Regions from separate parts of the Homo sapiens genome. Here region 2 is linked to region 1. A link is a loop called in an ENCODE intact Hi-C map of the cell type or tissue named here. Cell type or tissue: PC-3. All regions are shown on one strand. Each heading gives the region's core, and the rest is flanking DNA. Links, peaks and the distances in the headings are about the cores only. Region 1 holds the start of LOC105370067 (a long non-coding RNA gene). Region 2 has its middle 52 kb from the start of LINC02411.

What was found. Hi-C counts contacts between places; a loop is a spot of excess contacts. Peaks named below come from ENCODE experiments on the same cell type or tissue, not always from the same donor. Only the 100,000 strongest peaks of a DNase experiment are listed, where the experiment ranks them.
Region 2: it touches region 1 in a loop (5-fold over the local background); 2 of 110 quality-filtered maps call a loop at or near these places.

What each region holds. Positions count from the first base shown.
Region 1 is chr12:127,478,486-127,495,790 of GRCh38, reverse strand. It overlaps LOC105370067 (a long non-coding RNA gene), which reads right to left and starts at 11,263. Exons shown (of 4, transcript XR_945528.4): 1 at 8,645-11,263; 2 at 3,513-3,627. In PC-3, for the core only: CTCF peaks have their summits at 9,924 and 10,123; DNase peaks (open chromatin) are centred at 8,570 and 10,000; H3K27ac peaks cover 2,106 bases.
Region 2 is chr12:127,681,006-127,695,331 of GRCh38, reverse strand. No RefSeq gene overlaps it. Among named protein-coding and RNA genes, the nearest start is that of LINC02411, 52 kb to the right of the region's middle. In PC-3, for the core only: a CTCF peak has its summit at 4,965 (motif pointing right); no DNase peak of the experiment used is centred there; H3K27me3 peaks cover 597 bases.

The DNA of each region.
Region 1 (17,305 bases), core at 8,565-11,064:
TCTCTGTGTACTTGCAGACAGAGTCCACTGAAGGCAGGTGGCGATGCCTCCCTACAAGCTGCCCTTCTGGCTGTATTTTTCAAATCCACACAGAGAGCACTGAGGTGGGTGAAATGTTCTTTGGAGCTTGCAAAGGCAGAATGTTTCTGCCTAAGGATGGTTTTCAAAGTATTTAACAAATGGCGTGGCGGGCACAGAGCTGAGAGCTGGTTCTAGATCCACCTGCTGTGCTAGCCACTGACACTTCTGCTGATGGCCTTGCAGAGTTGGGTGCAGGTATCCCAGAAGTGGAGCCCCACAAGGAGACGGAGATGATTGGATGACACGGCAGGGCACCTGGGGCAGCAGCTGCCACCCATCGTCCACGTGCCATAAAGAAGTGAAACTGCCAGAACTCAAAGTCTGTGCACATGGCACTTAGTACCTGATTCTAAAAATATGGCCCCTGGGTTATGACAGAGGCGTCTGGTTACTGCGGGGATTCCACGGGCAGCCTGAGGACCCGCCCCAGTGCTGTGGATGTGTCTGGAGAACCATCAGATCGTCCACGTGCACTTCCGGGGTGTGTCACCTGAGGGAGGTTATTGCATTTGAGTAGAGGTGGGGGACAGCCCAGGATGATTTCTAGGTGTTGGCAGGGTTGTTGTCTACATGATGCCAAATATGCCTTCCAGCTATCTGCTGCTCAAGTCTCAATTCTGCACCTGCCTCTTTATTCTTTCTAGATCCCAAATAAAAGTGCATCCCAGTAGCCACGCAGGGGCTTGCCTTCCTGGGGCATCTTGGTTTTCTCTCCTGAAACTTTACTGGCTCATGTTCTCCATCCCGACCTTTAACATCCACCCCTCAACATATACCCTAGCACTTTACTTAGGTCTAAAAGCTCAAGCACAACTGCTCTTTCCTTCCATCTTCACAACAACATTTCTGCTTCTTATGCTTTCCTAGAGAACAGTCACCCCTCCCTGCCCCAGGAAACTCCAAGGCAAAAGACAGATGAATCTCAGGAAGAAAAATTGGCTGCCGTAGCGACTTGGAACATATGGAATTCTGACACTTTGGCTGGGCAAATTTTCCAGGAAAGAGGGACACTCCAGAAATCACACCCTCTTTCCTAGTGGCTGGTTGCATCTAGAATTCCAAGGATAAATTCCTCCCAAAGAGTGATGCTCAGACAGGAACATCATTTGGAAAGAGCGCAGCGCGGACAGACCTTCGTGTGTACCAAGGAGCCCACGTCTATGTGGGAGAGTCATTCATCAGCTACCGCAGCACTGACCCACTTTTGGATTTTTTGAAAAATAACTTTTCTATGTTTTCTTCTTATTATTAATCCATTCCAGCAAGTCTCAACATCAAGTTATTTTTAATAAAATGCAGCATTATTTCATCACTCACCATTCAATAGTACAAAAATCAGACACATATCCATTAGAATGGCAGAAAAGAAACTAAAAAAGCAGAAAATATTGAGTGCTGGCAAAGATCTGAGAGAAATCACAAATATTGTCATTGGGAGGTTAATTGGTACATTCACCAAAACGTCTACTAAAGTTGAATTGAGGTTTATCCCATGTGACAGATAGAATACTGGCCCTCCAATGATGTTCACATTGTACCCGAAGCCTGGGAGTATGTCATCTTCCAGGGTACAAGGTCTCTGCAAAAGTGACTAGCTAAGGACCTTGAGATGGCAGATGATCCTAGATTATCTTATTGAGCTCAATGTCATAACAAGCGTCCTTGTAAAAGGGAAGCAGGAGGACCTAAGTCAGAATAAGGGGAGGTGATGACAAAAGAGATGAGAACAATGCACTTTGATGGTGGAGGAAGGGGCCAGGAGCCAAGGAATGTGGACATCGCTAGAAGCTGGAAATGACAAGGAAACACAGTCCCTTAGTACCAAAAGGAAGCAGCCCCCACTGAACTTTGTTTTTCACCCTGTAAAGCTGAAGTTCTGGCCTCCAGAACTGTAAGGTAATACATTTGTGTTATTTTAAGTTACAAAGTATGTAGTAATTTGTTACAGTAGCAATAAGAAAGTAATATGCCCTCTGACTCAGAAGTTCAAACTCCTAAATCTGAAACAAACAAAACAAAACAAAACAAAAAACCCCAAAACTATATCCAAGAGAAATGCATGCAGGTGTTCACCCAAAGACAGCCACAAGCATGTTTGCAGCAGGACTGCCATAATAGCCCAAACAGGAAATGACTCCAGATGCCTGTAAACAATACAACAAATAAATTCAATATGGTACAGTCATATAATTGCATATGTTTAGGAATAAGAATGGCCAAACCTACAGCTATGCACAATAGCACAGATGATACTCCTAACATCTTGTTGCAAGAGGGAAGTGATAAGTTTTTGCTGTGTCCCCACCAAAATCTCATCTTGAATTGTAGTTCCCCCAGGTGTGGTAGAAAGAACCCGGTAGGAGGTAACTGAATCATGGGGGCGGTTACCCTCATGCTGTTCTCGTGATAGTGAGTGAGTTCTCACGAGAGCTGATGATTTTATAAGGGGCTCTTCCCTGGCTTCACTCTGCACTTCTTGCTACCACCATGTGAAGAATGACGTGTTTGCTTCCCCTTCCACTATGATTATAAGTTTCCTGAGGCCTCCCAGCCATGCTGAACTGAGTCAATTAAACCTCTTCCCTTCCTACATTTTTCAGTCTTGGTTATGTCTTTATTAGCAGCGTGAGAACAGACTAATACAGGAAGTCAGACACAGACGAGAACAAAGTAACCTCTAAAGCCAGCAGAGCTATGCCATGGTGTTGGAGTCGGTACCATGTTACCCTAAGAGGGAGGGTCATAAATAGACATAGTCATGAGGAATGAGTCTGGTGTTCTAGTAATATTCAATTTCTTGCTCTGAGTGTATCAGTTTGTGAAAATTCATCACACTGTACACATATGTGCACTTTTCTCTATGTTATAATATAAATTCACTTTTTGCATATATTTCAGGATTCGGTAAAAAGTTTACAAAAACAGACACCATATTTTAATACAGATTCAAGTCAAAGACGCAGGTCACTGTGGCTGCATCTCTATGCAGGCTCAGTGGGAAGCCTGGTGGTCAGGTGCAATGACACTATTTGAATCCCTGAAGGGTCTCTTCCCTTCACATCCCATTATCCCTTATGTCTAAAGCTACACTGTTGAATTTTGGGTTTCAGGGTATCCTGGAAACATTGAACTTGTCTATGATGGAGGAGGGGGCTGCTTAGCAGAGCCTCAGAACCCAGGTGGGCATCCCTGTTTTGGAACCAAATATGGGCATCCTGTTGGCTGTCAATGAGAGGTGGGTCTCCCCAGAGAATAAGGAGAAGGACATCAGCCAAACCACAGTCTTCCCAGCTCCCTGACAATGGTGATAAGAGAGTGAGGGGCTCAGAGACTCAGAGAGTCTGCACTGCATAATCCCCTCCTCTTATTCCAAGACAACAACACTTTTATTTAGCTTGGTGGCAAGCAAAGAAACAAAACCAACAACTCACTTTGTGAGGATGCATCTGAATTTTTCTGCCCGATCTTTGGACCACGAGTGCTTGAAGTGCCTTCAGCCTTTGTTGTGTGTTTTGCACTCAATGAGTAAGTCCAGTCTTTGTTTGCCTTGGGAAGAGAAGGGAGGAAGAAGACCACCAGTTAGAACCTTGAAAGAAGCAATGTGAAAGGGCTTTCCACTCATTCCCAACATTTAAAGAGTTCCCTGAGTGTCCAGTGTTGTACATGTGGCACTTGGGAATATGCAGAGGAACAGGCTCTCTCTAGACCAGTGGGTCTCAGATTGATCTTGCCACAGGCCATGAGCATGGATCACCTTCCCTAAGTTCCTGCTTTGCAGGAGAAAAAGAGCTTCCTAACAAAAGTCCACTGAGCAACTCCTACATGGTAAGTACCAGTCTAAGCACCACACATTTATTGGTTGATTTAATCTTTACAACACACCTTAACTTCTCTGAATCTCAATTTCCTTGCATTTAAATGGGAATGATGACAATGTCAACTCCAAAAAGTTTTTGTAATGAGACAAAAATAAAGTACAGAAAGTGCCTAGAAGAGGGATTGGTACATTTTAGGTTCTCAGGAAATTATAGCTAATATTTTTATTGCTCTAAAAACTAAATGCTGTATATAATCCAGAGACGATACACGCAGTCTCAGCCTTCTTCTCTCTGTGAGTGTCCTTTGGAGCTGCTCCGACTCCAGCAGGATCACAGCCACCTCTTCCCTCTGGAGCTGATGAATCCGATGCGACTCTTCAGTTCTGGAAGAAAAGTCCTTTAACTTCAGGAAGAGCACATTCTCTATTGGCTGAAGTAAATTATTTTAAATCCTTTTTCCCCCCATAAAGACTTCTGTAGAATGGCTTCCGTAGAATTGCCTTAGATGTTTTGTTTGTTTATTTGTTTTTGAGTCATTCTTGTAGCATTTATGTTTCTTGGTGTGACTGGACTTTTCTTGCCAGACATCTCTCTACAATCACTTCTGTATGGGTTGAAAAGAATACTTGATTTCCCTCTTAAGCATGCATTTGATTGGTTTAAGTCACTGGTTCTCAACTGGAGGCAACTTGGCATGCCCCAGGCATTTAGCAATGTCTGGAGACAATTTTGATTGTTACAACTGGGGGGCTGCAACAGGCATCGAGTGAGTAGAGGCCGGGAGTGCTGATAAACAAACTACAATACACAGGTCAGCCCCTGCGCAAAGATCTATTTGTCCTCAAGTATCAATGTCATGAGGTGGAGAACTGCTCGAGTGAACAACCTACTCTTAACCCTTTAAGTGAACAGTACATTACCATCTACTAGACACATTTTCTCAGAACCTATTTGGAATATTTTCTGTACAGCCTCTTGCCAACTGCATTGTGTTTTCATCTACCTGGAACCCCCACCCACCCTGTCTATACTGGCATGATTCATTCACTCGTCTCCTCCAGATCGTTGGGCAAGTGGTGCTTTCTCCATGAGGCCGCTCCTCCCCACTCTCCATCATTTCTGTCCTCCGTTCATGGTCTAGTTCTCTCTTCAGTGCTCTGCAATAACATTCAGCACAATTTTACTCTCCTTTTTTCTTATCTCTGGTGCGTAGGTCCCCCCCGGTGCTGAGAAATGTGCCTGGCTCAAGAAGAACTTAATACATATTGTTTTAATGATGATCTAGGAGATGGCAGTGCTCTCTGGACACCTTGCGAGTCTGCAGCTAGAGTGACAAACTGTACCGGGTTTCAGAGGACTAAGGAGTTTCTTCATATGCAGGATTTTCAAGTCTAAAATACGACAGTACCAGGCAAACCACATGAGTAAGTCACTCTAAGGACTCTAAGTGTTAAGGCTCAGCAAGAGACTACTAACAACCACCAAGACTGGGGCAGGGAAGGCACGAAAATGCTGCCTACCAGAGGCCATCACACCTTCAAGCATAGCAGAATAATTTGGCAAGCTGGTTGTATTAGTCAGGTTCTCTAGAGGGACAGAATTTATATATATATAATATTATATTATAATATTATACATATAATATATATTATATGTATATTATAATATTATATATATAATATATATGTATAATGTGTATACATATATATACACATATATATGTATCTCCTAGCCTCCCAGCCTACATCTTTCTCCTGTGCTGGATGCTTTCTGCCCTCAAACATTGGACTCCAAGTTCTTCAGTTTTGGGACTCAGACTGGCTCTCCTTGCTCCTCAACTTGCAGACAGCCTATTGTGGGACCCTGTGACTGTACAAGTTAATACTTAACAAAAGTGCCTATATATATTGCTTGCATTATATATATTATATATATATATATACACAATAATATATATGTTATATCCTATGTTATATATAATTATATATTATATATAACATATAAGGAGAGTAAAATTGTGCTGAATGTTATTGCTGAGCACTAAAGAAATAGACCATGAATTACATATTATATATTTACAATATATAATTATATATTATAATATATATTCATATATAATAGATTATATATGAATATATATTATAATATATAATTATATATTATAATATATAAATATATAAATATATATAAATATAATATATAAATATAAAATATATAAATATATATATAAATATAATATATAAATATAAAATATATAAATATATTATATAATATAAAATATATATAATATAATATATAATATATAAATATATTATATAATAGGATATAACATATATATATTATTGTAGCAGGACGAGCCACAGACAAAACCCCTCAGACACTGGGTTAAAGAAGGAAGAGGCTTTATTCAGCCAGGAGTATCAGCGACTTGTTTCTCAAGAATGGAGCTCCCTGAAGGAAGAGTTCCTGACCCTTTTAAAGGCTCACAACCCTAAGGGGTCCAGGTGACAGGGTCGTAATAGATTGAGCAAGCATGGGGTACGAGACTACGTCCACATATGTTAGTATTAGCGGTGGGGATAAGCAATGCAAGTATGTCTCCATACCATTGTCTGTGATCTATAGATAGCACAAGCGATTAGGGTGGGGGTTAATCTTTAACCTACAGGCCTGGCCAGTGGCACCGATCAGTCTGTTGTTTTTCAGCTTTTACTTCCTCCTTCTCTTTGGAGACAGGGGACAGTAGGAGAAATAGCCTCTCTCCTCATTCTCCCCTTTGAGACCCTCACTCAGTAGTGGGAGTTCTCACTCTCATCCTCACTATCTAGATCTTCCTGTGAGACAGATCGATAGTGATTCATGTAATACACTTGTGCTGAGGTCTTTTGATGAACTAAGGTAGTAACAAAACCTTTTAGTAACTGGACAAATATGGGTTACATACAGAGGAGTAACATGCAGGTTCCTAACACTATTATTATTACCATTATAAGAGTTTTAAATCCTCCTAGAGCTGGAAATCATTTTCCAATCAGGGATCCAGGATCAAACCCATGTGAAACCTGCATGGGCACATGTGACAGCTTTGTCATGTCTCTAACTATATTTTTGACTACTTGTCTTTGATCATCTATTTGCTGACAGCAATTGGTCAAATTGAATTTTTCATACTCCTCCTTCAGCTGCCAGCAAACAGTCTAAGGCCAATCTATTCTGATAGATGGCATTTCTCATTTGGGTTTCCTGCCAGGCTAAAAAAGAGTCAAAGCTCTGCCAGTTTCACTAGTGATTATTTTTAAGATGGCCTGTAACCGTATGATCCAGTTGAGCATGTAGAAGGGGGTTTGGCATCCCCACAAGCTGTCTTGTGCCCATGTGACAGTCCTGTAGTACTGTATGATTCTTTTGGGGGGCCACTCATCATCTTTCCAATTTCCTATAGCTATGCTCCTCTTTTCTCAGGAGGCATGCACAGGGAAACCTAGGAGCTCACCTTTTTTTACAGGCAGTAGGAAAAAGATGGCTTAATGGTGCCAATGACACAAATACCTGCCCATTGGTCAGGTAACTTGGTGTAGACTCTATGTCCACATATCCAGTATAGTCCAGCGGGAGCCGTCCAGTCTCAATGAGATTCTGGATGGGCCCGAACAGTCTGTAACTTGAGAAATTTACTGAATGGACTCTTTTCAGTGCAATTGAGACCCCACCAGGTGACTGTCCCTGCCGTGCTGTTATATAGCTTTTGTCCTAGGCAATTGAGCCTTCCCACAGGGATGGTGAAGTCCTTCCCCTCTCTACCTATGCAGTATTCTCCAATAATCGAGGTTTTCAAGACCCAGAAGTTGCTAGTTTGGGCCTTTGGGACTGGAATTGTGTCAGGAACTGGATCAGTAAGTGCCAATTCTCAGGCTTCCCAAGGCCATTGGTCTCCGGTAGTGGTTCCCTGACATACATAACAGGAAGTAACATTGAGGGAATGAACTACATTTTCTGCTAGCTGGAGAAACAAGTTCTTTGTCTCTTTTTTCCTTTTTTGGAAGCTCTGGTGCTGGCAGATTCAGCTCCTCATAAAAGGTCTGAAACACTGGTTTGGGAGACCGCCTGTGGACCTCCCCTTGGACTAAAATATTTACTCAGGGATCCTGTCCAGTTCCATCTATTCCTAGAGTTACATACTCTCCTGTTTTCTAACGGGGATCAAGGAGATTGGTAATTACTAGTTCTAATGGATTACAGTGACCACTAGTGCAGGAAGAGTTACTCTTTCCTTTTTGAAGGCAGACAGGGTCCTTCTCATCCTTTTTTCAGGTGGCCTAAATGACACAGGACCAGTAACTACATTCATCATTACACAGTCCTAATTCATGACAAACATACTTATTTTCTACTGTATGGCTCCTTTCCCAATCTAGAGAGCCGCATCTTATTCTATTTCTATACAGGTTACTGTTGATTGCTGCACAGGTGTCAACTTTTAAGATAATTTGTTTGGGGACTCCCTTTTCTTCTGTTCTAGTTATTATTTTACTCTTATTGGCTTTTCTCCAGTTGCCAGTCCTCAACCTTATTTCAAACACTGTGGTCATGGGGTGTTCAGATGGATCATAACGAATACTAGGTTGTCCATCTTCTGGACTGCATACCTTATACTGGGTGTCATTATATAAACAAGTTCCTTTTAGAGTTCCTGTGTATTCATAATAACTATAAAACAGAAAGACTGTTTTAACCTTTTGCCCTACCTCAGTAACTTGATGCATACACTGGGAACAGTCCTCAGTCTGAAGAAGGTCAGTTGAAGTCCTTACTGTACAAATCCAGAATTTAAGGAAAATGAGTTCCAGGATGAGTTTCCTCATGCTTTGGCCATGCGTGGACCAGTTAGCTTCTGGGTGTGACTGGAACAGGGCTTGTCGTCTTCTTCAAAGTTACTTTTTTGCAGGCGTTGTACGGGCTTGGTCTCGCCTCCCAGGTCTCAGGTGCTGCAGGTTTTACGTGGCTGTGGTGGATCCAGGCTGGGATTCCCTCTACCTTTATGGCTGTGGGAGTGGTCAAGACGACGGTCTGGGGTCCTTTCCACCGTGGCTGCAAGGGGGCTACGTTCGAATCCTTGATCCACACCCGATCACCTGGGGAGAAAGGGTGAACTGGGGAGAGTAAGCTGATGGGGCACCTCTCACTTACCCAGGCTGAAATTTTTTGTTGTTATCTTCCCTAAAGCCTGTAGCTATCACTGTAACTCAATTTCACCTAGCTCTTGCGGAGTGCCTGGGAGTCCCTGTAGTGTGGGAGGGGGCTATGATATAATATTTCATAAGGGGAATATCCTGTTCTTTTAGAAAGGGTACATCTAATCTTAAACAATACCACAGGGAGAGCTTGTACCCACTTTAATCCTGTTTCTTGACACACTTTCCCTAAACTATTTTTGATAGTCCGATTCATCCGGTCCACCTTTCCAGAACTTTGTGGTCGATAGGTGGTATGTAGTTTCCATGTGATCCCCTATACCATTGCTGTCTTCTGTACCAAGTCAGCCACAAATGCCGGCCCGTTGTCTGAGCCAATTGGTAAGGGCAGTCCAAACCTAGGAATGAGATCACAGAGAAGCACATGGGTTACTTCATGAGCTTTCTCAGTTCGTGTTGGATAGGCCTCCACCCACCCAGAGTATGTACACGCTAGAACTAGCAAATACTTGTTACCTCCACATTTGGGCGTCTTGGTGAAGTCTACTTGGAGATCTTCAAAGGGGGCTGCTCCACAAGCCTGTATGCTGGGCAGGACTTTTGGACCTTGCCTAGCATTGTGCTGCCAGCAGGTGACACACTGCTGCGCCACTGTTTTGGCAAGGGCTGACAGATGTGAGATGTAGAAGTACCAGCCTAACAACTTTTCAAATGACTCTTCGCCTAGGTGGGTGGTCTTATGCAAGCCAGTACAATTGCAGCCCCTAGCAGCTGTGACACAGCTATTCTTCCATCCAATAACTGGATCCATCCCTCTTTTATAACCTGTCCTCCCTCTGCCTGGAGAAAGTCCTTCTCTTCTTTAGAATAAGTAGGCACAAGGTCAGGTGACTGAAGGAGCAGGGGGGCTGTGACTAACACCCAGTACGGGGTGGATGCTGCCTTTCGAGCCTCTGAGTCAGCTTGGGAGTTCCCCAAGGCAATCGAGGTGGAAGCTCACTGGTGTCCTCTGCAGTGCATGACTGCCACCCTTTGGGGCTCCCATACTGCCTCTAATAATTGCAAGATCTCTTGCTGATACTTTATGTCTTTTCCCCCAGAGTTCAACAGGCCTTTTTCCTTGTATAATGCCCCATGCATTTGGAGGGTTAAAAAGGCATACCGAGAGTTAGTGTAAATGTTTACAGTCTTACCTTCACTTAGCTCTAAGGCCTGAATTAAAGCAATGAGTTCGGCCTTCTGGGCTGAAGTGCCCTGGGGTAACGATTTGGCTTCAGTGACAGTGTCTAGGGTTACCGCTGCATATGCCACACACCTCTCTCCTTATGGGTTGACGAAGCTGCTCCTGTCCATGTACAGCTCCCAGTCTACTTATGTCCAAGGATGGTCTCGGATGTCAGGCCTGCTAGAATAAACTAAGTCCATCACCTCTACACAGTTATGTTCAACTGGGCTCTCTGATACCGGGAGCAAGGTGGCAGGGTTCAGGGTGTTGCAAACTTCAATGGTTATGTGGGGATTCTCACAGAGCAAGCTTTGGTATCTAGTTGGTCTAGCATTCGTTAGCCATTGATGTCCTTTGGTATTCATTAAAGTCACCACAGCATGGGGGGCCTTTATAGTTAGGTTTTGCCCAAGAGTTAGCTTATCCGCTTCTTGTGCTAGCTGGGTTGTTGCTGCCAAGGTCCTTAAAGATGCAGGCCAATGCTTAGAAACCCCGTCTAGTTGTTTGGAGTGGTAGGCCACTGGCCTCGACCAGGGCCCCACAGTCTGGGTCAAAACTCCAAACACCATTTTTTCTCTCTTTGACACATACAGTGTAAAAGGTTTCGTCAGGTCAGGTAGCCGCAGGGCTGGGACCAACATGAGATTTTCTTTTAACTCATGAAAAGCTCACTGCTGTCAGGACCCCCATTTGAAAGGTTCCTTGTCTCCCCGCTTTGTGACTCCGTATAGGCCCTTAGCCAATACTGCAAAGTTTGGGATCCACAACCTGCAGAACCCTACAGCTCCTAAGAATTCTTTCACCTGCCTTCTGGTCTTAGGCTCCAGCAGGTTGCAAATGACTTGCTTTCTTTCTGATCCCAGGCTGCACTCTCCCTGTCAGATAGTAAATCCCAGGTAACATACTTGCTGTTTGCAGATCTGAGCTTTCTTCTTGGACACCTTATACCCACAGTCCTCCAGGTGCCAGAGCAGGGTATCTGTTCCCTTGGCACACCCGAATGCCGTGGGGTGTCCCAGCAGGGGGTCATCGATGTACTGGAGCAGCACGCAGCCTAGGTCTCTGCTGGGAAACTTCTGGAGGTCTTGAGCCAGTGCCTCCCCAAAGATGGTGAGGGAGTTCTTGAACCCTTGGCGGAGTCAGGTCCAAGTGTACTGAGTGGTGACACCTGACCCCGGATCCTCCCACTGAAAGGCAAACAGTTTTTGGCTCTCAGGGGCTAGTCTGATGCTAAAGAAAGCATCTTTCAAGTCCAAGCAGGTGGACCGGCTGTCTTCGGCTGGCAGCAAACCCAACAACATGTACGGGTTAGGTACTGTTGGGTGCAAAGTCACTGTAGCTTGGTTGACCATGCAGAAACCCTGTACCAGCCTGTAGTCCTTGGTCCCTGGCTTGGGAACAGGTAGGAGGGGAGCGTTCCATGGAGACTGACAAGGGACTATAATTCCAAAGGCCCTCAGGCCCTTGAGATGGACCTGGACGCCTTCAAGGGCTTCTCTGGGAACTGGGTACTGCTTTTGCCTGACTGGCTGGGACCCAGGCTTAACTTCTATGAGTACTGGGGCCTGGTTGACAGCCAGCCCTAGAGGGTTGTCTTCCGCCCACACCTTTGGCCACTACTTAGCCAGGGCTGGTCCTATCTATTGGCCTGGCTCAGTTAAGAAGAGTCTCCATTCCTCTTCCAGAGGAACCATAAGGGCCATGATGACTCCCGTTCCAGGTAAATTTAGCTGTAAAGAGCCATGCTTTGTAAAATAGATAGTGGCTCTCAGCTTGCTAAGTAGGTCCCTTCCAGTAAAGACAAGGGGCACTCAGGCATGTACAGGAACTCGTAAATTACCTCATGCCCCGCTACAGTGCAGGTCCAGGGCAAACAGAAAGCTTGCTTTGCCAAAACCCCTGTGGCTCCGATTATATCAATAGTCTTTTTGGATAAGGGTGTGAGTGGGGTGGTTACTACTGAATGTTCAGCACCAGTATCAACAAGAAACTCAATGTCCTTGCCCCCCGACTGTCATCCTGACCATGGGCTCTTTGGGGCACATGAGTCTGATCCCCCTCAGTCCAGTAACCCTTCTGCCAGATTGAACAAGGCCCCTTCATCCTTGTCTGAGGCCTCCTGCTCAGAGTCACCCTGTTTCCCTTTCAGCTGGGGGCACTTGCCTTCCAATGTCCTATTTCCTTACAGTAAGCACACTGGTTACTCTGCAAGCATGGACGGCCAGACTGGTATTTTTCCCGGGCCCCCCCTTCTCTCGCCCTTCGGGGGCACCCCTTTAATAGCTGCGGCTAGCAGTTCGGCGTTTCACCGGACTTAGCGTTCACTCTCGCTGCGGTTCTGTGGCTTACTGCATCTCTTTTCACAAACACCTGGTTGGCTATCTCCAATAACTATGAAGTATTCATGCCTGCAAACTCAGCCTGTTTCTGTAGTTTTCTTCTAAGGTCTTCTGCACTTTGACTAACTAAAGCCATGTTAATCATGTGCTGATTTTCAGGGCTTTCAGGGTCAAAGCAGGTATACATAAGATAGGCCTCACATAGTCTCTAATAGAATTGTGCCGGGCTCTCACCTTTCCCTTGAATGACCTCAGAGACCTTGTTAATGTTTGTGGCCTTCTGAGATCCCCTCTTTAACCCTTCCAGGAGGGATTCCCTGTACCGGTTTAGCCTTTGCATAACCTGTCTTTCATTTGGGTCCCACTGGAGGTCTGTTCCTCGTAATTGGATCCTCACATACTCTTGGGGGTTTTGGTAATCAGCTGGAACATGTTCCTCTAGCCACTGAGTTGCTGCTTGGAGAACCCTTCACCTTTCATCCATGTTAAAGAGAGGTACGTGAGCAACTGGTGGCAATAGCCCAAGTAGGGTTGTGGGTCTGGATAATAGTTGGGAGCAAATCAATCATAGCTTGAGGCTTTTTGGTATAGGATGGGGTATTGTTTTTCCAATTGAGGAGATCGGCAGAGGTGAAGGGTTGATGGGATGGGGTATTGTTTTTCCAGTTGAAGAGATCGGCAGAGGTGAAGGGTTGATACACGAAGGCACCACCATATGCCCGTCCTCGTCTACCCCAGTATACCATTGCTCTCTCAGGGGCATTTGTATGCCAGTTCTAGGCCTCAAACAGGCTGCCAAGGGAAGGGTTTCTCCCAAGGTCTCACATCCTTTCTTTTCTACTCTGGGTGGCCTAGGGGTATGTAGGCCTTGTGGAAGCTTGGGCGCAGTGGGCTCAGGAGTGGGAGGCCTTCCTTCTTGGTAACAGTGCGGGCCACTGGTGCTGTTTCTTGCCATTAATCCTCTGATGTTGGGTCGGACAGGACTTTAAGAGCCAACTCCTCTCGGTGGGTGGAGCGGGAGTCTTCCTTGACTGTCTGTCCCTTTGCCGCTAGTACTACTGCCTGTCCTCTTAACCACTGTCAGGGGTCTAAAACCAGCTGTAACCAAGTGTCTATGTATGGAAACTTGGTCTGGGTGTCCTTTACCAGTTACCTTATGCCATACCTTTGAAACAAGGGACCTGACTAAGCTTCCTTCTGACGGCCAACCCACTTCTAATGCTGGCCAATCTATCTCACACAAGGTCCTAAGTTTTCCTGGAGTCATAGTAACCCCATAATCTCCATTAAAACCTTTTTTGAAATTCTTTAACATAGTTCCTAATGGAGTGGGCTTACTCTGTGTTTTACCCATCTCCTTCCCAAGACAAGAAAAGAAAGAAAAGAACACTCACGCCACAAGAGGAGATTTGTGTCAATCACAAGTATTCACTCACTTTCACTCTCCTTTCTTCAAACAAGCCAAGCCAAATCAAAATCAAAACTGAGACCAAAGTGTCAATAAGGGCACACCGTGGGTGATCAGGCCATGCTTCCACTCAAATGGAGGGGGCAAGTTCCCAGGACCGGTCCTACCATATTCCAGATGTCCAGACTCCAAACACTGGTTCCTTCCTGGTGTTCAGCCACTGTGTTGATCCTCGCAGGGTCTGCCATGCACCGCTCTGACGAGGCATTCCACCAGGGCAGATGGCTACCCGGGAGCACTCTTAGGATCTGCGTCACTCAAGCTAGCCAGAGTCCTCCGCAGGGATGCTCTGCAGGGCAGGCTTAAGCCACCTAAGGGGCTACCTCGACCGTCCATCAACCACCTCACTTCTCAGTCAGGAAACCAAGAAATGTAACAGGATGAGCTGCAGACAAAACCCCTCAGACACCAGGTTAAAGAAGGAAGAGGCTTTATTCAGCCGGGAGGTTGGCAGACTTGCATCTCAAGAACTGAGCTCCCTGAAGAAAGAATTCCTGGCCCTTTTAAAAGCTTACAACCCTGAGGGGTCCACGTGAAAGGGTTGTGATAGAGTGAGCATGCATGGGGTACATGACTATGTCCACATACATTAGCGGTGGGGATAAGCAATGCAAGTACTTCTCCATACCATAGTCTGTGATCTATAGGTAGCACAAGCTATTAGGGTGGGGGTTAATCTTTAACCTACAGGCCTGACCAGCGGTGTCGATCAGTCTGTTGTTTTTCAGCTTTTACTTCCTCCTTCTCTTTGGAGACAGGGGATAGTAAGAGAAATGGCCTCTGTCCTCATTATCATTATCATATATAATATATATGATATATTATCATATATAATATATATGATATATTATCATATATAATATATATGATATATTATCATATATAATATATCTTATATATTATCATATATAATATATCTTATATATTATCATATATAATATATCTTATATATTATCATATATAATATATCTTATATATTATCATATATAAGATATATTATCATATATAATATATAATTATGCTCATTATCATATATAATATATAATTATATCCTATTATATATCCTATTATATATTATATAATATATATTTTATATATATTATTTTATAAAAATATATATAATATATATATTTATTATATATATAAAATATATATAAAAACATAAATTTATATATATTATATAAATTTATATATATTTTATATATTATGTATATATAAAATATATATAAATATATATTATATAATATATATAAATATATATATTATATATAAAAATATATAAATTTATATATTATATATAAAATATATAAATTTATATATATATATAATATATATTATATATAATTTATATATATATTTATTATATATATATAAATTTATATATATTATATATAAATATATATAAATTGATATATATCACATATATAAATATACATAAATTTATATATATTATGTATTATTATATATATTTATAAAATATATATAACATATATTTTTATATATATATATAATGCAAGTGATATATATACGCACATTTATTAAGTATTAACTTGTACAGTCCCAGGGTCCCACAATAGGCTGTTTGCAAGCCGAGGAGCAAGGAGAGCCAGTCTGGGTGCCAAAACTGAAGAACTTGGAGTCCGATGTTTGAGGGTGGGAGGCATACAGCACAGGCTGGGAGGCCAGGCCAGTCTAGCCTTTTCACATTTTTCTGGCTGTTTTATATTCTAGCCATGCTGGCAGCTGATTGAATGGTGGCCACCCAGATTGAGGGTGTGTTTTCCTTTCCCAGGCGACTGACTCTAATGTTAACCCTGTTTGGCAATACCCTCACAGACACATCCAGGATCAATACTTTGCATCCTTCAATCCAATCAAGTTGACACTCAGTATTAACCATCACACTGGTCAATCGTACAGATTTCTGGACTCAATTTCCCCAAGATTCTGATTCAGATTTTCTGGAACAGGGCCCCAGAATTGGTATTAATATATAAATCAACAGCTCCTCAGTGGGTAGTCTGAACAGGCCTTCAGACTACTCCTAAAGAAATTCTACTTGGGACCAAACCCTTCACCAGACACAGTCCATAAAATCGCATTTTGCCAAGGAGACTAAGACAAAGTAGCATCTGAAATTCAGCAGGCATTATGAGACAGCCCCAGCCCCGGGAACTGACGCACTTTCAGGATGTGATTAATGACACCAGGAGAGACACTTTTAATTTGGATTCTTCAGCAAACCACATTCTCTGTGATAAATTAATCACAAGGAGAAAGAGAGAGGCATGCAACTCCCCCCAGGGAGCCAAGAGGCTGGCAAGGCATTCTTCACAGAAAGCTTATTCCAGAACAAGACGCACAGCGTGGGGGGAAGTTTCCAGAGAGCCACCCAGAGGACAGGAGGCCCACGGTGCTGGACTCACCTGCACGCCTGCAGAGCAAAGGGGATGTCTCCACATCCCACACTGTCAAGGTAGCTCTCTTTTCTAATTACACAAGCATCTGGCTCTTGGAGATGCCTAATTTTGGTTTCTGAAGGATGACATGAACTAGAATCATCTTAAAAAAAGTTAATGCTAGAAAAGCATATCCACTAGGAAGACGTGTGATAAAGTACTCATTTTAATTTTGAATATTCAACCTGTGAAAGAGAAACTCTGTGTACCTGTGAACTTTTCCAAATGAACGCACGGTGACATCTCTGAGATTTCTTGCCCTTTCCTTGTTCATTCACTTGCCTTTTTTTTCTTCTAAGAAAGTTGAACTCTAAGCAAATTTGTACCTTGAGATATATATATATATGTATATATATGTATATATATAAATTTTTAGATGTAATATAAAATATAATAAATACATAATGTTAATTTATATGGTTTTTCCATCAAAGGTATATATATGTGTGAGTGTGTATGTATATATATGTGTGTATATATACATACATACATATCAATTTAATATTATTGATGTCTGTATGTATATATGTCTATATATACATACATACATATCAATTTAATATTACTGTATGAAATAATTATTTCAGTTTTTCTACTAGTAGAGCTGCCACGGAGTTTCTATTGCTGTTGTCGTTTAATATATATCCTTTTTTTAGAGGCAGGGTCTTGCTGTGTCACCCAGGTTGAAGTGTAGTGGAATGACCTTGACTCACTGCAACCTCT
Region 2 (14,326 bases), core at 3,494-5,993, 200 kb before region 1:
GTATAATAATGATTTTATTATTAATATATTATATAAATAATATATTTTATTAGTAGTATATATTACATGTAAATACATAATGCATATTGTTAATATACAATATAGTATATATTAATATACAATGTATTGTTACTAATATATAACATAGTATATATTAATTTATATTTTATTATTAATATATTATATTATTACATTATATGCATATTTTATATGGTCAAAATGATATTGAAAAGTGTGGGTGTAAGTGGAGATGTGGAAACAAAGGCCCGAATTAAACCTCTAGAAATGGAAAATCATATATGTGTGTATACTCTAGGATTAATAGCACTGTCAGAAAAAACAGTGAACTTGAAGATACAGCAACTGAAAATTATCCAAAATGTAACACAACGATAAAAGCCAGGAGGAAATGAGCAAACCATCAGTGAGCTGTGAGACAGTATCAATCAGCCTGATGTATATTTAACTGAAGTCACAGAAAAAATGGAGGGGAGATGTTCGAATAAGATTTTTTTAAAAAATAAAATCTATACATCTGCAGTTCTAAGGAACTCAAGGATCCTCAGTTACAATGAACATGAACAAAACTATGCAAAGTTGTATCATAATTAATTTGTTGAAAATAAAAGTTAAAGAAAACATCTTTTAAAAGGATGCGTGGCCAACATGGCAAAACCCCATCTCAACTAAAAATATAAAAATTAGCCAGGCGTGGTGGCGGGGTCCCATAATCCCAGCTACTCAGGAGGCTGAGGCAGGACAAACTCTTGAACCCGGGAGGTGGAGGTGCAGTGAGAGACAGTTGCACCACTGCACTCCAGCTGGGTGACAGAGCAAGACTGTCTTAAAAAAAAAAAAAGAATCATTATGTACAGAAAGACAAAATTAACAATGACAGCACAATTCTCAGCAGAACCAGTGCCAGTAAGAGGGTGGTGAAGCGACTTTAGATTAATGCACAAAAGTATGTCATCCTAAAATTCTAAATCCCACAGAAATATTTTTCAAAAATGAAGGAGAAATGAAGATGTTTTCAGTTAGGTAAAAGTTGAGAGATTTAAAACCACCATACCACTGAAAGGAATATAAAAAAGTTAATCAGACAGCAGAAAATAAAAGCAACTGGAACTCTAGTCTACAGAAAGGATTAAAGAATATAAGAAATAATAAATGCGTGGGAGAATTATAAAATGATTACTATTTCTTAAATATCTTTAAAAGATAAAAGACCGTTTAAGGAAGAAAAACAATTATTGTGAGATTTAGGCTTAAAACACAGAAATAAAATGTGTGACAGCAAGAGTATAAAAGTTGGGCAGGAAACATTGGAAAACTATTCCTATTAGTTTCCTGTACCATACATGGAGTAGTACATTATGACTTCATAGTAGGCTGCAATGAATTCAAATTATAGACTATAAATCTTAAATCACCCATCTAAAAATCGGGAAGCTAATAGGAGAATATGGAATTTAAAGTGGAAGTAAATAACAGTTAAAGTGTAAATAAAGGCAAAAGATGTTAAAAGGGAATAAAAATAATAGAAGATACATAAAAAAAATTAATAACAAGATGTTTGATTTAAACCTAACCATAGCAGTAACTGATAAAATATAAGTGGTCAAAAGATCACAATAAAAAAGACATAAATTGTGAAATTGGATATAAACAAGCAAACTATATGCTTTCTACAAGAAACTTAAATCAAAAAACAAAAACAAAAAACCCCCAAAAAACACAATGATAAACCCAGTGTAAATATAAAGACACAAGTTAGATTAAAAGAAAAATATAGGAAAATATTCACCCTGGAAATACTAATTTTAAAAAGCTGAAGAGGCTTTATTAATATCAGATAAGTAGGTTTCAGAAAAAGCACTATTGGTGTGAATTAGGGTCATTTCCTTATGAAAAATGAGCCATCGATTGAATGATACAATAATACCAAATGATTATGTACCAATAAAAGAGCTTCTAAATATATGCAGCAAACACTGGTGGTGCATAAAGTAGAAATAGACACACCCACAATTATAGTTAGAGAAAAAAATTACCAATAAACACATACTACAATAACAGTATTAAAATCAATGACCTGACTGTTTACGTTAAAACATCAGAAAAAGAAAAAGAAAGCACATCAAGTCCATCAGAAACAGAAAAAAAAAAAAGTAATAAAAAATAGAAGTCAATAAAGTAGAAAAGAGAAAAAGAAATAGAGAAAAATCACTGAAACCAAAAGAACATTTGTGCCAATACTCAAAGTTGGACTAAGGTTATTTTAGTAGAGAGACGTTTTCCTTCCACTATAATGTGTGGGTTTTACAGCCAATAATTGTTGCTCATGCAATGAAACCTCAGCTGTAACAGTTTCCTCTTGATGCCTGCAGACCTGCATTTCCTTCATTGTCAAGGAAGGAAAAGCATTATGAAGTTGAAACATTTGATCTCTAACTGAACGTTTTTTCTGAGCATTTGTCTTTGGCCCTGATGTTCATGTTTCATCAGATCGTCAACCTTCTATGATGCAACTCCAGCTTGTGTCCCCACCAACAGACTGATGTTATTTGTTTACGGGATGAAAAACAATACCTGAGGTTTTTCCTCTGGAATTAATATGCGGTCCCAGCGGGAGAAGGGACAGTGAGCCTTTTGGGGCATCACCATTGTAGGTGTATAAAAACATTTCTCAGTCATTGAGTGTTTTGCATTTTGCTATAGTCAGAACTAATTTATATTTCATGTTTCTCACCCTCATTTTTGTCCACTCACAGCAGGAGCTAGCACTTTTTAGCTAAAAAATAAATTTTGGAGATGGGAGTCCAGGAAAATTCCCTTCCTGTCATTCTTTCAACTAAACAAGATTACCTATTGGCTGGGTGTTTCTTTCAATCTGTGTGAGATGCTTAAATCAGAGGCTTTTCTCTGACAGCGCCTGTTAATCAATTATCCACAAATAAATTTGTATTTTTGAAGTGCCAGGTAATTATAAATCAGATCCTAGGTTAAAAACAACACTAAAAAATGCTCCCCAGATTCAGATTTGATTGAGAAGTACAGACTCTGATGGCATTAGAAATAAATTTGCTGATCGTCAGGGATGACTTTGGAAAAGTATCCAAAATTTCTCCCTCTGAATAGCAATAATAATACTAGCAGTATACTGCCCTAGTTAGTAATTAGGAGATATTACAACCCACGATTTTTTTTTTTAAACCAGAAAGGTACAGAGATTAATGTGAAATGGAGAAATGTTGTCTACGTTAAGATGGAGAATTTAACGTTTAGTTTCCCCTACTAGAATGTAAGTTACATGAAGGCAGGTGGATGTACTAGTATCTAGCATGATGTTTCACAGAGGATGGTTAATGAATGTATTTGAAATTAAAAGCAAATGAATTGCATAAACTGGTTATGATTTTTTTTTGTTTATTTGCTTATTCAAGGACAATGTTACTTAGTTCTGTGGCAGATATGTTGCCCTGATATACAGGTGTCCACTTCCTCTGAACACACGGGGAGGGGCTGCACTTGCTGGCTTTCTTCAAGTTAGGCAGGGGAATTTTCTCTGAGTAGTTAATAATGTGTGAGCGGAAATTATCCACAGCTGGAATAATTTGATTGCTGGCATTTCACCCTCCACGCTCATTCCTGCAGTGTGATCACGGAAGCGTGTGCCAAGGTTGTCATCCATCAGACTGAGTCCCCGAGTGAATACAATCTGCAGGGCCTCACCTCCAAGACCAACCGACTGTGCATCTTTAGTACGACTGCAAAATAGTTCTTTGTTGCTTTAAGCAAGAGATTGGCAAACTTGTTTTTTTCTACAGACCCAGATAGTAAGAATTTTAGACTCTTCCCGAAGCTACTCACCTCTGCTCTTGGAGAGTGGTATCAGTCATACACAATCTGGAAACAAATGGGAATGGCTGTGTTCCAACAAAACTTTATTTACAATAGCAGTTTGTGGATTTGATTTGGCTCTTGGGCCATAGTTTGCCAAGCCCCACCTTACGGCACTGAGATTCGGGGGTTGTTAACACAGTGTGACCTAGCCCATCTTGACAAACACAACACCACAGTTTTCTAAACATGATGATGAATAAGGTGGTCTCTGACCTCAAGAAATTAGATGTCTAGAAGAATAGCTACTTAGTACTGAAGAGTTGATGCAAGGTGATTGGTGTAATGGATGGAAATCATCATCTACCACCACAGATTACGGAGGGTTTTTTTTTTTTTTTTTTTTTTTTCTGAGATGGAGTTTCATTGTTGTTGCCCGGGCTGGAGTGCAATGACAAGATCTCAGCTCACTGCAACCTCTGCCTCCCGGATTCAAGCAATTCTCCTGCCTCAGACTCCCAAGTAGCTAGGATTACAGGCGTGTGCCACCACACCCAGCTAATTGTTTGTATTTTTAGTAGAGACAGGGTTTCACCATGTTGGCCAGGCTGGTCTTGAACTCCTGACCTCAGGTGATCTGCCTGCCTCAGCATCCCAAAGTGCTGGGATTACAGGCATGAGCCACCGTGCCCAGCCCGGATGTCCTTTTTAAACACTTATTTTTTAATAATTATACTTTTTAATTTTCCATTGCATTGGGTTGTTGTGACAATCCCTCACCCATGGCATAACCAAGCCTTTTCTTCATACCATACTTTTCATGTAACTCTTATCTCGACCACCACTAAAAGTGAATATGAGCCCCGAGGCCCAATCTACCACCAACCAGGCCAGTGTCTCCTGCCTGCGCAGCAGGTGTGTTGTCCTAGTATTTGGTTCCTTCTTTATAGACAGGAACAAAATTACAAGAGACAGGTTTTATCGTTTGAATCATTTGCAAGTAGCATTCTAAGTCACCACTGATTTTGCAAGAATTGGGCACTATTCAGTGTGCACTCACTCATTTGTATATTATTACCATTTACATTAAAGTCTAAAATAGCTAAAAAAAAAATGACCGCAAGATGGCACTAGCGTTTCTATCTTGGCGGTGGGATTAGGTGCAATAATGATATTTCTCTGTGATTTTTGGTGCCTTCCAAATTTCTCTCTAATGAGCATGTATTACATTTGTACTAAAAAAAGCAATTTATATAAAAGGAAAAGCATTACCATTGTTATTCTTAATAAGCCTCTTAATTATTGGGTAGATATTACACATTCCACGCCAAGTTGCACACAACCAGAACAGTCAGTTTGTACAGAATTCTCTAGAGCTAGGATAGCAAATTACGCTTAGCTTCCATGCGCTGTCTCCCTGTACATGGTATTTGTCTTGGGTAATGTGGTGAGAGGAATTCAAAGACCAAAGCCTTGCCTCAAAAAGAGACGGGATTGATTAATCATGTCCGCTGCAGGTTTAGGATAGGTAAGCAAGGATGTACTTACTATGTGTTTGACTAGCCTGAATTTATAACACCATTATAAGGCAATAGTGATTAAACATCTTTACTGGTGCTAACAATAATGGAAGTCATATAAAGCTAATAACGAGTCTTTCCTTCTATCATAAAATTCTCATCACCCCGAATCTAATATGGGATGCTTAATACTACCAATATCACCAGATCCCAGAGATGCGACCACCTGTGGGGTAAAGGGTGAATTTTGAAGAAGTGAATAACATATCTCTTATTATCTCTGTATAAATAACACTGAAGACAATATTAAAAATGCAACTGCACATGTATTCATATATGCAAATCATGTTTCCAGCAAATAAATTGGGAAATTAAACTTGTCAGCTCAACCCTAAGCTAAAACTTACATGATTAATTCTTACTTCGTTTTCTTATAAGTAACATACAGACTATCAAAGATTTGGATCTTATAGGTTACTATGAAAATTGCCTAAGGAAAACAATACTTATAATTTTACATTTTTGAGGTCACTTTTGCATGATAGATAAGCAATTCAGTTACTTAGTTACAGGCGCTTTTACACAGAGTAATTTATTTTCTCTCATCTACATGATGCTTTTTCATCCTTCAAAATTATCTTTTTAATAGAGCATTATTGCCTTATAATTGACATATAATAAATTGCATATATTTAAAGTATGCAATTTGATAAGTTTTGAAATATGTTTATACCGCTGGAATTATTACCACAATCAAGATAATGAACAATAATAGCTTTCCCAAAAGTTTTCTTCATGGCTTTTTGTATTTCGTCACTCCTGCTCTAGGCAACCCTGGATTGACTTTCTGTCACTATAGATTAGTTTAAATTTTCCGTGATTTTGTGCAAATGGAAACACATGGTGTGTAGTCCTTTTGTCTGCCTTTTTTTTTCACTCAGTGTATTTATTTGGATGTTCATCATTTATGCTGTTGGGTGTACCAATAACTCATTCCTTTTCACTGCTGGACAGCGTTGCCTTGTACAGATAAACAGCAAAGTGTTTTTCTGTTCACATATTGATGGACATGTGGGCTGTCTCTACTCTTTTGGCTAATGCAAATAAATCTGTTGTGAACATTCACGTACAACTTGTAAGGAGATACCCTTTCATTTCTTTTGAGTAAACACCTTGAGTGTGACTACTGAGTCATAGGGTAGGTGTATAGTTAAGTTTAAGAAACTGCCAAAATGTATCCAACGTATTCCAAATCACGTACATTTTTACATTCCCACAAGCAATGTGTGAGAGTTCCAGGCCCTCTGCATCCTCACCAATATCTGGCATGATCAATCTTTCTAATTTGGCGTATTTTAATAGGAGGGTAGTGGTGTCCCATCGTGGTTTTGATTTGCATTTCCATGGTGAATAATGATGTTTAGCATCTTTATAAACTTTTTTTTGCTTTTTTTTTTTTTTTTTTTTGAGACAGAGTCTTGCTCTGTCACCCAGGCTGGAGTGCAGTGGTGCGATCTCGGCTCACTGCAAGCTCTGCCTCCCGGGTTCACGCCATTTTCCTGCCTCAGCCTCCCGAGTAGCTGGGACTACAGGCACCCGCCACCACCCCTGGCTAATTTTTTTTGTATTTTTAGTAGAGACGGGGTTTCACCGTGTTAGCCAGGATGGTCTTGATCTCTTGACCTCGTGATCCGCCCACCTCGGCCTCCCAAAGTACTGGCATTACAGGCTTGAGCCACCGCGCCCGGCCTACAAACTCTTATATTTCATCCTTTTCTCTTTTTATTAGATTAATGTTATATTATTTGTGGAAACATTTTACATATTCTGGATCCAAGCCTTTTATCAAAAAAAAAAAATGCATCATTCACAAACATTTCCAACCATCCTTGTCTTTTGATCAGCAGGTCTTCATTTTTATTCAATCAAATGTATTATTTTCAGAATCTGTTATGAATCATGCTTCAGATGTTATAGTAAATAAAACTTTGACTTCACTTCATACAATTTTATCCTAATTTTCTTCTAGAAACCTTATAGGTCTTTGATCCATTTTGAGTTGCCTTTCATGTATGAGGAGGTGTATGGGTAGAGATTGTTTGTTTAGTATATGGTTATTGAACTGCAGCAATTCTCTTTCCAGCTACTCTCACCTAGGAACTTCAGCCACTCTTATCTTCCTGGAATTCCATCTCTGCCTCTGCAACTGGAGATATCTAGGCTCTGCCAGTACCTTCCTCTTTACTTGGCAGCCTGGGAGTTTTCTCTTGGTAGTAAGCTGAAGCAATTGTAGGGCTCACCTCATTTATTTCTCCTCTCTCAGTGACCAGTTGCCCTGCACTGCCTGAGGCCTGAGGTCAGAAACTCTTGTTTCTAATATGTTTTCCTATTTGTTGTGTCAGCCAGGAAGGCAAATTCAGACCCTTTTATGTCATGCTGACCAGCAACAGAAGTTCTTTTTAATCCAAAATCTATTTTAAAATACATTCTCTATTAGGTACAAAAAAATCAAAGCAAATTCTAGAAATCACCAAGTCACATGCTGTCAAATGACTGGCAGTACAGCAAGTTCATCACCAAAGTATGTACATGGTGTGAGAAACTACTATCACATTTGGTCATGGTTAACAATGTGGCAATCAATCCAATTTCTAATATCAGTACGGGGAAGTAAATGCATTGATACTAGAGAAGGCATACGGAGTTCAGGTTGAGATTTAAGTTTTCCAAATTAGTTTCACATCAATTGCATTCATTCTTTGGGTAGGGTGATCTTCTCCCACAGTATTATAAACATGCATATTCTCATTTACATATTCACATGTTATAAGCAGCTAAAGTTATCCAAATGTATGCATAAATGTAAGACATTTGCATAGCAACTTTAAAATATTTATTTTCCAAGCATTCTCCATTCTATCTTCCTGTTTTATGTTTTGGTATATACAGAAATATTGGCAAGGTTTTTATGACATGCAACACTATATAACCAATTTGTAGATCTTTTTTATTTTTCTTATAAAATAAGCCAAACATATTGTTCCAATCAATCCATCTTTCTTCTTAATTAACGCTTTCTTCTTATGCAATGCTTGCAGGGATTTTTGAAGCTATAAAATGAAGTATAAATTACATAGAGGAATGAGAAAAAAATTACATATGTTCCTATCTGTGGCATTTTAATTTTTTCAACTGTTTAGTAATGTTGATTTGAACTAGCCGTCATATTTACTAGCAAATGCTAAATCAAGAAAATATTCTAAAAGTTTACTAGAAAGAAAAATCTGAAAAGATTAGTGCAGAGAAGGCACAGCCTTCATTTTTGTTTTTCCTGAAGAGTAATTCTCTTTTTATTTGTGTTTTCCTTCTCTACCAGAATAATGGAACACATTAAATTGTTCTAAACTCCCATGGAAAACATTCTGCTCACTCCCAATACTTTTCATAATATTAGTCCCAAGAGTTTGACTAAGTAACATTTTGGGAAGATCATTGCTATCCAAAAATACATTTACCTTTTTTACTCCAAGAGAAGTATAAATTCATCTTTAATACTTTTTCTTTCCACATTCCCTCTCGCTTATATGATATGGGTATGCAATGTAAGAGAAGCAGAAGAAAAAAAAGGAGAGAAAGCAAGGGAGTTAGTGAAGGAATTTAGCTTGCATTAGCCATCTAACTTAATCCTAATTAACATTCCTATGGGGTGCTACTAAGGTTACCAGAATTTTATACATAACAACAAAACCAGCTATCACTTATGACACATCTACTGTGAGCGATGGGCTGTGCACTTTTACATGCATTATCTTATTCTTGGAAGCAACAGATGTGATCGATCCTATTATTACACTCGTTTTTATAGATTTGGCATTTCCCCACTGGCGAGGTGCAGGGTTGGGACGTACTCCCAATCACGTGATATGATCTCTGGTGAGGAGACCATCATGTGCTTGGCAGGGATCCTAACACTCAATAAAAATTAGCTTAAAATAGCGTGATCCTGGAACCAAGTCTAAGCCCCGGGGTTTACCTCGCCAAGCGCAGAACAACTGAGACAATTATTTTAATGAAAACAAAAAAATGGTGACTTTCTACCAATTATGAAGATGTATGATTTCTCTGTAGTAATTAGGATTGTGGTATGGGAACAAGGGTAGCCCCATAGAATTCAGGCCTGTCCATGTATCCTGTTTTGGCTGGTACATCCTTAGCAGATGTGATGGGAGCAGAGGCTTTCCATGGGCTTTCTGGGCTTCGCTTGAGCACTTGTGCTCCAGTCCCAGATGGATGCTTCCTCTTTGGATTTCACTGACATTTAAAACGGGGCCAATGCAATGATGCAATATCTTCCCCAGCCTCCTGTCTGAAATGTCATCTAGCCATTTTCTCAAGCACTCTACCTTAGAGCTACCTCTGTTCCCTTTTATCTGAGACTCTCTCCCATCCTCAAGTTCTACCTTTTAACATCCACTTTTGTGTCAATTCCATCAGTGACCTACATTTTCCAGTCCATTAGATTGAGATCATATTAAGAAATCATCAAATTAGGCATTGCTGGATGCCAACCTTTAATGGGCATTGGAAATGTCAACGGGTAGAGAGCGGGATCTTTACTGAATCCCTCTCAGTGAGAGAGCTGTATAGAGTAAGAAAAAATATCCCCAGCATGGGCAACGTGGCGAAATCCTGTCTGTACAAAAAACACAAAAATTAGCCGGTTGTGGTGGCATGTGCCTGTAAACCCATCTGCCCAGGAGGCTGAGGTGGGAGAATTGCTTGAACTGGGGATACTGAGGCTGCAGTGAGCCAAGACTGCACCACTGCACTCCAGCCTGGGTGGCAGAGTGAGACCCTATTCCAAAAAAAAATAAAAATAAAAATAAAATAAAGAAAAAATATCCAATCATATTTTCTAAGAGAATATTTCTGATTAACCACATGGTCTGTTGTTGTTATTGTTACTGTTGTTGTAGTCCTTCTTTTCGCTTTTTTTACAGTTGATGTGCAAATTAGGGGCTAGAGCTGAATTGCTCAGAACAATAAAAGTGAAAGAGAACAATGATTACCTCTGACCACTCTTCCCCCGTAGATTACTTTCTCTTTCTCCTAAATAATTGTTGTTATAGTTTTAAAATACTGACTTTAAGAACTGCAGGCTTGTTAGCCAGTCCAGAACACACCCATTTAACTCAATACAGCCCTATTGTGCGTTACAGAAAATGTTTCCTTTCCACAGAAAATTCCAAACTAGGATCATGTCACTCTCTAAAGAGTTGGTCCAAAGATGGGGAAATGGCCTGGAAAAATTTAGAGCCTTTGCTGGAGTTCATTTTTGGCCTGAGCCAGTTTTCCTGTAGTGAATGCAATAATAAGATTCCCCCCTCTAGTTCTGTGTGGGGAACACTGTGAAAGCAATGTTCTATTTACTTTTTAAATTTTCCTAATTCTCAGACAGCAGTGCCTCAAACCATTTCTGATAGTAAATAGATTAAAGACACAATGTCAAATTTGAACACCGTCACTAACGTGAGAGTTTTGATTATCTGCTTGGCAGAGATCCTAACACTAAAACAAGCACACCTAAACTAAAACAAAAAGGGAACCTGCTCCATGGCAAAAATTCTTGACATTATGTAAAATTTCTCAAGTGCAGAAATATTGCAAAAATTCCAAATCAGTGGGTCTAACTTTTCTAGGATCCTGCTCTAGATGAGGCCGGAGAACTCATGTTTCTGGGAGACGGGTCCCCCGACAGCTGAGGGTTGTAGTCTGTGATGCCCAGTGGCAGACAGTGACGGGAAGGGGAAGCCAGGGTTTTACTCTCGTTTACTTGCTGCCTGGTGGCAGCTGAGTCTCCCGTGTGGATCCATCTCCCTCTGCATGGGTTTGCTATGGTTCAAGATTTAAATCTAAGACCCAGGCTCCCGCCTTTAATAACATCACCATGTCCCTTTGTCTCTCTAGCTGAGGGTGAAAGCCACTCGTGTCAGTTGTTACTATCTGAGTGGCTTTTCAATCACCTCTGTGGAAATTTCCCTGAATTAAATTCCTTCTGTTTGAAATGCCTGTGCTGTCTGCTTTCCTGAATGAAACAACATGAGAAGATAAATTTACCACTGCAAACATTTATTGAACATCTACTTTTTGCCAACATTGAGAAAATTCCCTGCTGTCCTAAGACAAGACATTTCTCAGTGAAGGCAGTGTTCTCCAGACCACTCCTCCCAGCCCCAGGGTACTTGGTTCTGCTTCTGCTTGTTGGGGTCTCATCACCTGCAGGCTGACATCCTGATGCCTGCCAGCACCTTTGTGAGGATGCAGCGACTTCTCCACAGGGACCCTATCATTGCTCCAATGCCAAGCAGGAGACTCCAGACGCAGCATCTCTCCTGTAGGCATTTTGAGGAGTGTTTTTGGTCCTAAGTTTGGTGCTCCCACAACTTCCAGGGCAAAGTTCTAGAATTTTATCTCCCACTTGGCTTAAGGTGAGAGACAAATACTCTTCTTTCTAGGTCAAAAGAAAGAGGGACTCTCTTTGATGTTAACTCTCTCAAATGGGCTTCTCTCTTTCACATCCACTTCCTGAACTCTTCAACTTCCAAACTTTTGTATACTCTTGTTTTCTAGTGTGCAGATGGATAATCTAGCAATTTGCTTTGGAATATGAGAATATTTGCCAATACCACTGGTTAGTAGAGCACTTTTGACCTTAAAACACGCAGTAACAAATGTAAACGATCATACAGCCACACCCAGGGACCTAATTCTGATAGCCATAGAAACATACTTCAGACTGTGCAGGGAGTGTCACCAACAGGCTTCAGCTGCTCTGCCCTGAAATTCATCACCACATTTGCCCGGTTTTAAAAATAGCCTTGTTGAGATACATAATTCAATGCCATAGAACGCTCCCACTTAAGGTGTATAGGGCCAGACTCAGTGGCTCATGTCTGTAATCACAGCACTTTGGGAGGATCACCAGAGGTCAGGAGTTCGAGACCAGCCTGGCCAACATGGTGAAACTCCATCTCTACTAAAAATACAAAAAATAGCCAGGCGTGGTGGCACGTGCCTGTAATCCCAGCTACTCAGGGAGGCTGAGGTACGAGAATCACTTGAACCCAGGAGGCACAGGTTGCAGTGAGCCAAGACTGCCCCACTGCATTCCAGCCTGGACAACAGAGTGAGACTCTGTCTCAGAAAAAAAAAAAGTGTGCCGGTCAAATTATTTTACTGTATTAAGGGAGCTGTGCAACTGTCATCTCAGTCAATTTTAGAACATTTTTGTTATCCTCCCCCAAAATGTTTGTACCCAGTAGCAGTTGCTTTTCATTTTTTCCCCAATCTCACCAGTCCTGGGGAATTACTAATCTACTTTATTTATCTATAGATTTGCCTATCCTGGTCATTTTCTATAAATGGAAACACGGTGTGTGACCGGCTCATTTCAGTCCACATAATGTCTTCTAGGTTTGTCGATGTTGTTGCATACTGAAGGAGTTTCTTCTTTTGTAAGGCTAAATAATATTCCCTTGTATGTGAATATCATGTTGTTTTATCCATTCATTTTAGGATGAACATTTATATTGTGTCCATAGCTTGGCTATTGTGAATAATGCTGCAGTGAACATGGGGGTGCAGCTGTCTCTTCAGAATCCTAATTTTACTTCTTTTGGGTATATACACAGAAATGGGATTGCTAAACCTATGCGATTTTTACTGTGTACAATTATAACTCAAGGAAGCGGATTTGAAAGCAAACAAACAAATTTAATTTTTAGAGCTGCTGAGTTGCAGAGACATTTGGATGCTCAGCCAAGACAGGTCTGTTGTGTAAAGGTCTGGAGCCCTGGAGCATGGGGTGGGATGTCCCCCGCTGAGGATGCTGATGCCACAACACTGCCCCTGTGCAGATGGCTTCTAGGGTTGGACCACCCTCCCCTCCTAGGAAGTAGCACTCCCTTGAGTATACTGAAAAATCCTTCAGGCAACAAGTGCTCCCTCAACTCTGCGCCCAGTTCCCTTCCTGGCTGCCAGACTAACAACTAGGGTTGACACCTAGCATAAACCAGGTGGGTATATGTTGATACTGAAAAGTTAGCACAGAGAGATCAGACATTAAAAAAACACATGGGACAGATTAGCCTGCATGCATTAGCACGAACGAGGGGAATTGCTCACTTTTTGGGGATGGATTTTAAGGGCCAGGATGGCAATACTGCATACATGAGCATTCATTGCCTTGAGACACTTTCTCTCATGGTATTTACACCCTAGAAGAGTCCCAGATACTGGGACGAATTCACTGCTGGGAAGATTTTTAGAAGCCTAGAAAAAACACTGCTGATGGTAAGAAAAAAGAGGCTGAGGGAAATCAGTGTGTTGGAATGAATATACTAAGTCCAGATGACTCAGCAGAAAATCGTGTTTCTCGAGAAAGCCCCTAGGAGATACCGAGGCGATGGCTTATGCTGCAATGTGCATGGGAATGTGATGGAGAGACAGCACTGGCGTCTCTAAGAGGGTCGGTGGCAGTTCTGCTTTGCAGGCCAGAGCTGACCATAGGAAGGCTCTTTGATCACCCGGGCAGGATCATCAACATCCATAGGGATGTGGAAGCCCTGAGGTAACACAGGTGGCTGCACTTTAAACCCACAAGCCAGAAGGCTGCAATCAACATAAAACTCTCAGCAAGGGTGCAGGGACATTCGAGGGAGTTTGACCCAAAGGCATTGTGGAGATGGATAGCAGAGAATGGCCTTTCTCAAAACAAAATGGATGGGCCAGCAACCAGGGTGCTACTTAACATCTGTATCTTTAAAAAGGCAGGCCCAGGGTGGTGGCTCATGCCTGTAATTCCAGCACTTTGGGAGGCCGAGGCAGGTGGAACATGAGGTCAGGAGATCGAGACCATCCTGGCCAACATGGTGAAAACCCGTCTCTACTAAAAATACACAAAA